Regions from separate parts of the Homo sapiens genome. Here region 2 is linked to region 1. A link is a contact called in ENCODE Hi-C or POLR2A ChIA-PET data. All regions are on one chromosome and are shown on one strand. Each heading gives the region's core, a stretch centred on a gene start or an enhancer-like site at or near the end of the contact. The rest is flanking DNA. Distances are from core to core; before and after follow the strand shown.

Region 1 (4,377 bases), core at 885-3,384:
GAGAGGGAATTTAGGAGTAAAGGAGATTATTAGAAGGAGAGGGGGACATGTGAGCCCCTCTTCATGTTGATGTTCCATTGGGGAACTGCCCCTCCCCCATTCTGGGTCCAGTGTCCCATCCATTGCAGAGGGGCCTGAAGGTGCTGAAGGAGCTCAGAGCCAGAGCAAAAAGGGGGACCTGGCCTCACAGAGAGGAAGGACACCTTTTGTTTTTCTGACTGTCTGGCGAAGGAGATCAAGATGATTGCACATGCAAACAAGTTCGTCAGTGCCACCATTGCCACCTGAGTATTGGGTGCTCAAGTGGAACAGGGGACTTGAGGAAGGTGGGGAAGCGTTGGGGAGTGGCTGGTGAGGCAAACCGAAGTGGGCCCACCCGGACGGAGAGCTGGGTTTCTCAACCTTTGCACGAGTGACATCTTGGGCCCGATAATTCTGTGTTGTGGGGGCTGACCTGTGCACTGTAGGATGTTTAGTGGCATCCCTGGGCTAAATCCACTGGATACCAAAGCTCACACCCTTCCTCCCAGTCATAACAGCCAAAAATGTCACCAGATACTGCCATGTTTCCCCAGGGTTGAGTGGGATGGGATCACTCCTACCCATCTCCCCGCTGAGTTCCTGAGTGAGGACTGCAGAATGCTGACTGGACATCAGGAATGTGGGTTGCAGTCTTCATGGCTGTATTTGTTGTTGTTTTCTTCTGGGAGTAGGAGCAGAGAAGATGAAGTGAACGATGGGTTAAGTCAGATTTGTTGGGGATGGTGGGCCATTGGTGCTGCAATGGAGGGATAAGGGGGTCGTGGGATTGATAGTATGGCCAAGACATGGGTGTAGTTGAAGGCAAAAGCTCATGGGTCTGAGCTACATGAAGTCACCAGGGGGTGGTGTCTGAGGACTGGCCAAGATCAGGTCCCTGCAAACAAGGCAGCTGTATCTTTAAGATGGGAAGAGAGTAATAAAACCTCTTCTTAGGGTTGTTGAGAGAATCAAAGGCTTTAATACACAGAAAGCACTTAAAATAGTGCCTTACTATGCTTGTAGTAAGTGCCCAAGAAGCGCTAGCTATTATTATCATTAGGCTTTTATAGCTGCAAGTAATTGAAACTAACTCATACCCATACCCGCTTACCAAAAAAAGGAAAGTAAAGAAAGTCCCAGAGTAGGGGTAGGCTCAGTCCAGGAGCTCCACGGTTCACTTCTTTGATTGAATTTTCTCTGCTTTGCTCTTCTCCCTACTGCAATCTCAGCAGAATTTCTTTTCCCCATTGATTTGCAAGAGTTATTGTTCTTCCGCCTGTTGGCTTGGGTTTTATGTCCACCTTGGAGTCAGCATGACCTGGGGTCATGAAATATGAAGATGGCCAGACCTGGGGTGGGGTGGGGTGGGGGACAGTACCCAACCCAGAGCCAAAGGTGGGGAGGGTGAATGGGGGACCTGGAATTGAGGAGAGGGGTTGTTCCCAGAGGAGTATCAGGAAGCCGTTACCAGAATCTCATGCCTTAAAAGTACAAACGGCAGCGCCTGTGCATTCTGTCATTCAGTTCTGTGGTGTTTTTTTCCACTTCATGTATTTTGGTCATTATTCCACATGACTGCAGATGTAGCCGCCTTGTTCTTTTAAATGAAAAGCCTTAGACGCCCCGTTGTATGGGTGTCCTAGGATCCATTTAACCGGGTCCCTGTTGGTAGACATCTTAGGTGTTGCTAGCCTTGCGCTATTAAAAACAGCACTCAGTCCTCTTGGGCTCTAGAATTCTAGCTCTGGTAGCGCTACCAGGGAGGCCATGGCTTAGTAAAAGTTGGGTGCTCAGTAAATCTGTTTCTTCCTTCCACTTGGTCCTACTCCCAGGTGATGAGTAGGACATTCCCATGCTGAGTCTTGGAGGTTTTCACATGTGCTGAATTGTATGATTGCCGGACTCTTGGGGTCCACGTGTCCCTCCCAGGGAAGGAGTCCCCCTGCAGCGTGGACTGCTGAAGGATTGCATTCTGCTCCTCGGGGTGACCACTTCCTCACAGTCTTGGGGCTCCCCTTGCTAGCACAGGCGGCTGCTGGTGCCAGGGTCATGACCCCGGTGGTTGGTTGGCAGCTGACGTGGGATGGTTTGGCTTCTGAATTAGTCACTCTTGGATGAGCCATTTCACTCACAGCCGGAGGTCTCAGCTGTTTTCTTAACACCTCTGGCCCTGTAGCACGCTTGAAATGAATCATACAAACACTGCTTTTAGTGAGGAAATACATGGCAGCAGTGCTATTTCTCAGCACCCCTCTGTCCTGCTCAAGTGCCAGCTATAAATAAACCACCTTGGAGTCTGGGATAGCCCAAAACAGAGAAGGCATCCTTTGAATTTCTCCCTGGCCGTGCCCTGTCTGGCCCCTAGCTAGTCCTTGGAGCAGATTGGTGTCAAACAGACCTACGGCGGTTGCTGTGGCCTGGTCAGACCCAGCTGCTGGCCCCCTGGGGGTCATTTTTTGGAGCTGCTCAAGTCTTCTGAAATAGTTTGTGCAGGCTGGGATTATGTGTTTAGGGGCCCAGTTATTTCAGAACTGAGATAGCCATCTCTCCGTGTTATCAGTATGTCCAGCCAGCTGGCCAAACACTGTCTAGCAAAAGAGGAATCGTTCATTCAGTAGATACCTGCCAGCAACTCTTCTAGGTACTAGAGCCTGTGAGAGTGAATGAGACAGGCCTGCTTTTTGCCTTCAAGGAGTTTATGAGCACGAAGATCAAGCTGGCTTCCAAGAGAGGCCCTAACTTTGTCAAGGAACTGAAGACCTCACCGCAAGAGTGGTTAGAAACACATCCAGGCTGTGGAGCTGGGCCAGCCTATGACTTAATTTTTGTTTCTGCCACTCCCTTGCTTTGTGGTTGGGTAGGTTTCTTCATCTGTAAAATGGTGTAGATGATCGTGCCAACCTGGATTGTTCTGAGGACATCTGGCATGGTATCTGACCCATAGTAGGTACTTTTTTTTTTTTTTTTGAGACGGAGTTTCACTCTTATTACCCAGGCTGGAGTGCAATGGCACGATCTTGGCTCACCGCAACCTCCGTCTCCCGGGTTCAAGCAATTCTCCTGCTTTAGCCTCTCAAGTAGCTGGGACTGCAGGCATGCAGCACCATACCTGGCTAATTTTGTATTTTTAGTAGAGACGGGGTTTCTCCATGTTGGTCAGGCTGGTCTTGAACTCCCAACCTCAGGTGATCCGCCCACCTTGGCCTCCCAAAATGCTGGGATTACAGGCATGAGCCACTACACCCGGCCCCATATTAGGTACTTTTAAAAATGACGGTTACTGTTACTTTTGAGCCATGATAAATCTTTTTTCCCCCCATAGGAAAATCCGTTTTCCTTTTATTCAGTATGCAGTGGAGCTAAAGTGCAGGGCACGAAGTATTTTACACAACATTTTAAGTTCTTGTGTATAGGTTTTCATGGAAATTTAAAAATTTAACAATGATGGGATAATAGATAATAAACTCATCGTAAGTACATTATCACTAGGTTTCAGCAATTCTTATTTTGCCATTTATTTTCAACTATCAATCCAAATATCCTAGTAGTGTTTTAAATCAAATATAAGATATAATATCATTAATTTTGGAAACATTTAAGTAACTATATCTTACAAGTAAAGATAAAAAAGAAAATATCATTATTACAACTAATACAATTTTTAATATATAAAATAGATCAATTTGTGTATTCACCAAAGAGTAGACTCTACAACCACTGAAGGCTTTGCATGAAATGTTTTAACATGTTTCATCTAATATTTCATCTTCAGACACAAAAAATCAATACATGAAAATATTCAATTACGTATAAAGGGCTATAGACTATGGTTGGAGGAGGAAATCGCAAATCGACAGTGGGATATTCCAAACCACTGTATTGTGAAAGCAAACACAAGAAAGAAAATAGGGATTCCTATTGTTCCCGATAAAAGGAAAGGAAAGGTAACTCCCAGAGAGCCACTCCCTCACTTTGCCATATTCAAATGTTCTGAACAAGGCACAGGTCTGGCCATACCCAAGGAAAGATGAGGATTCAGGGTGTAACAAAAGACAGCAGAGATCATGGGGCGTCTTAGGATTCTGCCCCCAATATCCACCCTTCCACAAAAACTTAATCTGACATCTCACATTGGTGGGGATCTGGTGTTCTTGTAAGAAAAAAAGAAAGTCTCAGAAAGTGTTTCCCTTGTAGACTCTGGGGCAGTTGATCCTCAGCACTTTCTATTTTGGAAGCCAGAAAATTCCTTTTTGACTGAGAAGGGGTGCAGTCCTGTGCACCATAGGATTCCCATTGTTGACTGCATGTCAGTGGGAGCCACCAGCTATTACAACCAGAAATGTCTGGGCAAACTTC
Region 2 (4,377 bases), core at 614-3,113, 220 kb before region 1:
TACTACGCAAGGCAACTTATTTGACTCTGCAGAGATTCTGCTCAATGGGGTGGTTGCTCAGCAAGCTTGAGGCTGAGATGCAAGGTTTTGCTTGTTTTAGTAATTAGGTTTTCTTTTTCTTTTCTTTTGCGGCAAGATCTCTGTCACCCAAGTTGGTGTGCAGTGGTGTGATCACAGCTCACTGCAGCCTCGACTGCCTGGGCTCAAGCAATCCTCCCGCCTTAGCCTCCCGAGTAGGTGAGACCACAGACATGTAGAACCATGGTTTGATTTTTTGTAGAGTGGAGGTCTCACTGTGTTGCCCAGGCTGGTCTCGAATGCCTGGGCTCAAGCAGTCCACCTGCCTCAGCCTCCCAAAGTGCTGGGATTACAGGCATGATCCACTACACCCAGCCAGGTTTTCTTTTCAATGTTTGTATATTTTATTAAGAAAATTAAACAAAAGCATTGTGTATGAAATCCCTCATATTTTTACCATAAGGGCATAAATCCATGTATCCGCTTCTTCATTGGTTTTTAACCTTTTATTTGAGTATCACTTATGATGTACTAGTAGACTTTTAACAACTGGCTCTGCAAGTGTAGCTCTGACATGCATATTTGTTGATATTTTTGTTTACATAAACAACTAGGAAGAGAAAAATGAAAAGAAGATTTTTTTGGAACTTTACTCATTTTTCAATGACAAAAGGAAATTCTTTGTTGAATCAGATAATAGATTTCAAACACAAGGAGAATATTTCCTTGATTTTTTGTCATTAACAGACACAACACTTCTAAAAAATATTTTCGGCCGGGTGCGGTGGCTCATGCCTGTAATCCCAGCACTTTGGGAGGCCGAGGCGGGAGGATCACCTGAGGTCAAGAATTCAAGACCAGCCTGGCCAACATGGTGAAACCCCGTCTCTACTGAAAATACAAAAATTAGCCAGGCGTAATGGTGCATGCCTGTAATTCCAGCTACTCAGGAGGCTGAGGCAGGAGAATCGCTTGAACCCAGGAGGCGGAGGTTGTAGTGAGCCAAGATAGCGCCACTGCACTCCAGCCTGGGAGACAGAGTGAGACCCTGTCTCAAAAAAAAAAAAAAAAAAAAAGTTTAGGGGGTCAACAAAATATAAATCAAGCCCCAACTTGTAGCATCTGCTGACTTCCACGGCAGAAATACTTGCACCATAACTGATTCCAAAATGGTAATGTGATGTCACTGGAATGGAGTTGGGATATGATTCTGTGTAACCCACCATTACATAGTAATAGTATTTCCACCATACAGATACCATAGATAGAAAGAATCCCAAGTGTGCTCAGAAGCAACAGTAAAAGAATTAGAAAATATATTTTGAGTATTTATTACTTTTGTCTTTAATATAATGTATTTAATTGTAAGTGTGTATACGTTAATTGTTAATGATGTCTGGACAGGGTGGCATGCGCCTGTAGTCCCAGCTACTGGACTTGGGAGGCTGAGATGGGAGGATCGTTTGAACCGGGGAGGTGAAGGTTGCAGTAAGACAAGATCGCGCCACTGCACTCCAGTCTGGACGGCAGAATGCAACTGTCTTTAAATCAATCAGTCAATAAAGTGTTCATGCCCCCTGCATCTGTATCAAGAAACATAATGCAGTTAGATCCCCCAGGAGCCTCCCTCAAGCCTCCGCCGAGTTACTACCCTGTTTCTTCCCCACTCTCCCTTCTCCGTGGGTAACCAATACTTGCAACAGCTTGGAACCCTTGGCTTGCTTTTGTCATTCCAATGGAATCATGAGCCTGCAGTTTGAAATGTTACCATTAGAGGCCTCTCGTGAGGCAAAACAGAAATCTGCAGGACTCCGCCTCTGAAACCCAGTCCCGCAGGACTTCTGGCCTTCTTCCGACGTTAAGGAGATGGTTACTCATGCCCGGGGCTGGGAGGAGAAAGTGAAATGACTGAGCTCTGTGCGTGGGTGAGCTCTTGGAGGAGATATGAGGCCACGAGGTTCCCTGGGGGAGATAAAGGGACCAGCTTTGGCCTTAAACCCCAGTGTGGGCCGGGAGCGGTGGCTCATGCCTGTAATCCCAGCACTTTGGGAGGCCGAGGCGGGCGGATCACCTGAGGTCAGGAGTTCAAGACCAGCCTGGCTAACATGGTGAAACCCCGTCTCTACTAAAAATACAAAAAAAGAAAAATTAGTCGGGCGTGGTGGCGGCCATCTGTATCGGGAGGCTGAGGCAGAAGAATCGCTTGAACTTGGGAGGCGGAGGTTGCAGTGAGCCGAGATCGCGCCATTGCACTGCAGCCTGGGCAACAAGAGTGAAACTCCGTCTCAAAAAAACAACAGGCCAGGCGCAGTGGCTCACGCCTGTAATCCCAGCACTTTGGGAGGCCGAGGCGGGCGGATCATGAGGTCAGGAGGTTCAAGACCAGCCCGGCCAACAAGGTAAAACCCCGTCTCTACTAAAAATACAAAAAAAATTGGCCGAGCGTGGTGGCGGGCTCCTGTAATCCCAGCTACTTGGGAGGCTGAGGCAGGAGAATCGCTTGAACCCGGGAGGCGGAGGTTGCAGTGAGCCGAGATCGCGCCATTGCACTACTCCTGTCTGGGCAAAAAGAGCGAAACTCCGTCTCAAAAAAAAAAAAACAAAAAACAAAAAACCCAGTGTGTCGTGCCAGTGCATTAGCATAGCCCAAATGAGCACCAAGGAGTGTTTCTGCCCAGGCAACAGGACCGCTTACCAATGGCTCCTTTATTTGAAGCCTAAACCTTAATCGGCTCATTAGTTCACACCACCATGATCTAGAAGAAGCAAACCATGGGAAAACATCAAGGGGAAAATAGGAGGAAGGAAATAGAACATAGAGATTAAGCTCGCAGACTCAGGAGTCCAACAGACCTAAGTTTGAATCACAGCCGCATCACTTACTAGCTTTGTAAACTTGGACAAATTACTTAACCTCTATGAAACTTAGTTTGCTCATCTGTGAAATGGAGACAAGAAAACCTTCCTTGAAAATTACTTAGCAATTAAGTAAATCACATATGTGCAGCAACAGTGACTCTTTTGAGGAGGATAAAAGGAAGACCCTCATTTTGTTTCCAAAGACATTCCAATCCACTGAATTTATGATGTGCAGAACTGGCAGGGTATGTGAACATGGGAATTAAAACTGCTCCAGGCCAGGAGTGGTGGCTCACGCCTGTAATCCCAACACTTTGGGAGGCTGAGGCAGGAGGATTGCTGATTTCTTGAGGCTGGGAGCTCGAGACCGGCCTGGGCACACTTGAGCCTGGGAGACAGAGAGAGACACTGTCCCCAAAGTTGTTTTTTAAAAAACATTTCTGCATAATAATATAAACAGCTCTTTCATTTGGTCAAGGACATATATGCAAATCAGTGCATACATGCATATCACATAGATACATCCAACTTTATATAAATGGGATACATAATGAGAGTATTTTCTATTTTTTAGTAGCTTTTTTCTTTCTTTTTTGCTGGTTTTATTCCTTCATTAGTATAACACTCCCTCCAGCCTACCACAAAACCCCTGTTAACAAACCAGTATATTACATTCTGTATTTTTCTCCATGCTCATATAAAATAACTTACAAACATATTGCAAAGTTTTACAAAAATAAGTTCCTATAAGGTTGTTTTCTCATCTTGCAATTCTCAATGTGACTCAAAGAAATTCTTCCAAGTCAATGACTGTAACTCTATTTTTTTTTTTTTTTTTGAGACAGGGACTCGCTCTGTCACTCAGGCTGGAGTGCAGTAACACAAACACAGCTCACTGCAGCCTTGACCTCCTGGGCTCAAGCAATCCTCCTGCCTCAGCCTCCCACGTAACTGGGACCACAGATGCATGCCACCACACCTGGCTAATTTTTTAAATTTTTTGTAGAGACAGGGTATCACTGTGTTGCCTAGGCTGGTCTCAAACTCCTGGGCACAAGTAATCCTCTCTCCCCAGCCTCCCAAAGTGTTGGGATTATAGGCATGAGCCACCACGCCCAGCCTCATATATATGTGTGTGTGTGTGTGTGTGTGTGTGTGTGTGTGTGTGTGTGTGTGTATATATATATATATATATATATATATATATATATATATATATATTCTTTTTGAGACAGAATCTCACTCTGTTGCCCAGGCTGGACTGCAGTGGCACGATCTCAGCTCACTGCAACTTCTGCCTCCCAGGTTCAAGCAATTCTCCTGCCTCAGCCTCCCAAGTAGCTGGGATTACAGCCACCAGCCACCATACCTGGCTAATTTTGTATTTTTAGTGGAGACGGGGTTTCACCATATTGGCCAGGCTGGTCTCGAAGTCCTGACCTCAGGTGATCCGCCCACCTTGGCCTCCCAAAGTGCTGGGATTACAGGCATGAGCCACTG

Evidence for each region. A loop is a pair of places that touch in the nucleus more often than their neighbours do. ChIA-PET counts read pairs that join two places held with the same protein, here RNA polymerase II (POLR2A). Pooled maps may share reads with other maps.
Region 2: a pooled map shows a loop between it and region 1 (4-fold over the local background). The contact joins two enhancer-like sites. A Hi-C loop is called at or near these places in 2 of 50 pooled maps. POLR2A ChIA-PET finds 5 or more read pairs at or near these places in 2 of 52 experiments (activated B cell and activated CD4-positive, alpha-beta T cell).

The regions. Positions count from the first base shown.
Region 1 is chr16:23,502,693-23,507,069 of GRCh38, reverse strand. All of the region lies in intron 1 of GGA2 (golgi associated, gamma adaptin ear containing, ARF binding protein 2), which reads left to right. Among named protein-coding and RNA genes, the nearest start is that of GGA2, 5.6 kb to the left of the region's middle. RefSeq lists enhancers at 1,611-2,110, 2,111-2,612. Within about 2 kb of position 2,134, at least 32 of the 41 ENCODE cell types and tissues checked have a DNase peak (open chromatin) inside an H3K27ac peak, as active enhancers do.
Region 2 is chr16:23,725,462-23,729,838 of GRCh38, reverse strand. No RefSeq gene overlaps it. Among named protein-coding and RNA genes, the nearest start is that of ERN2, 14 kb to the right of the region's middle. RefSeq lists an enhancer at 1-638. Within about 2 kb of position 1,863, at least 2 of the 41 ENCODE cell types and tissues checked have a DNase peak (open chromatin) inside an H3K27ac peak, as active enhancers do.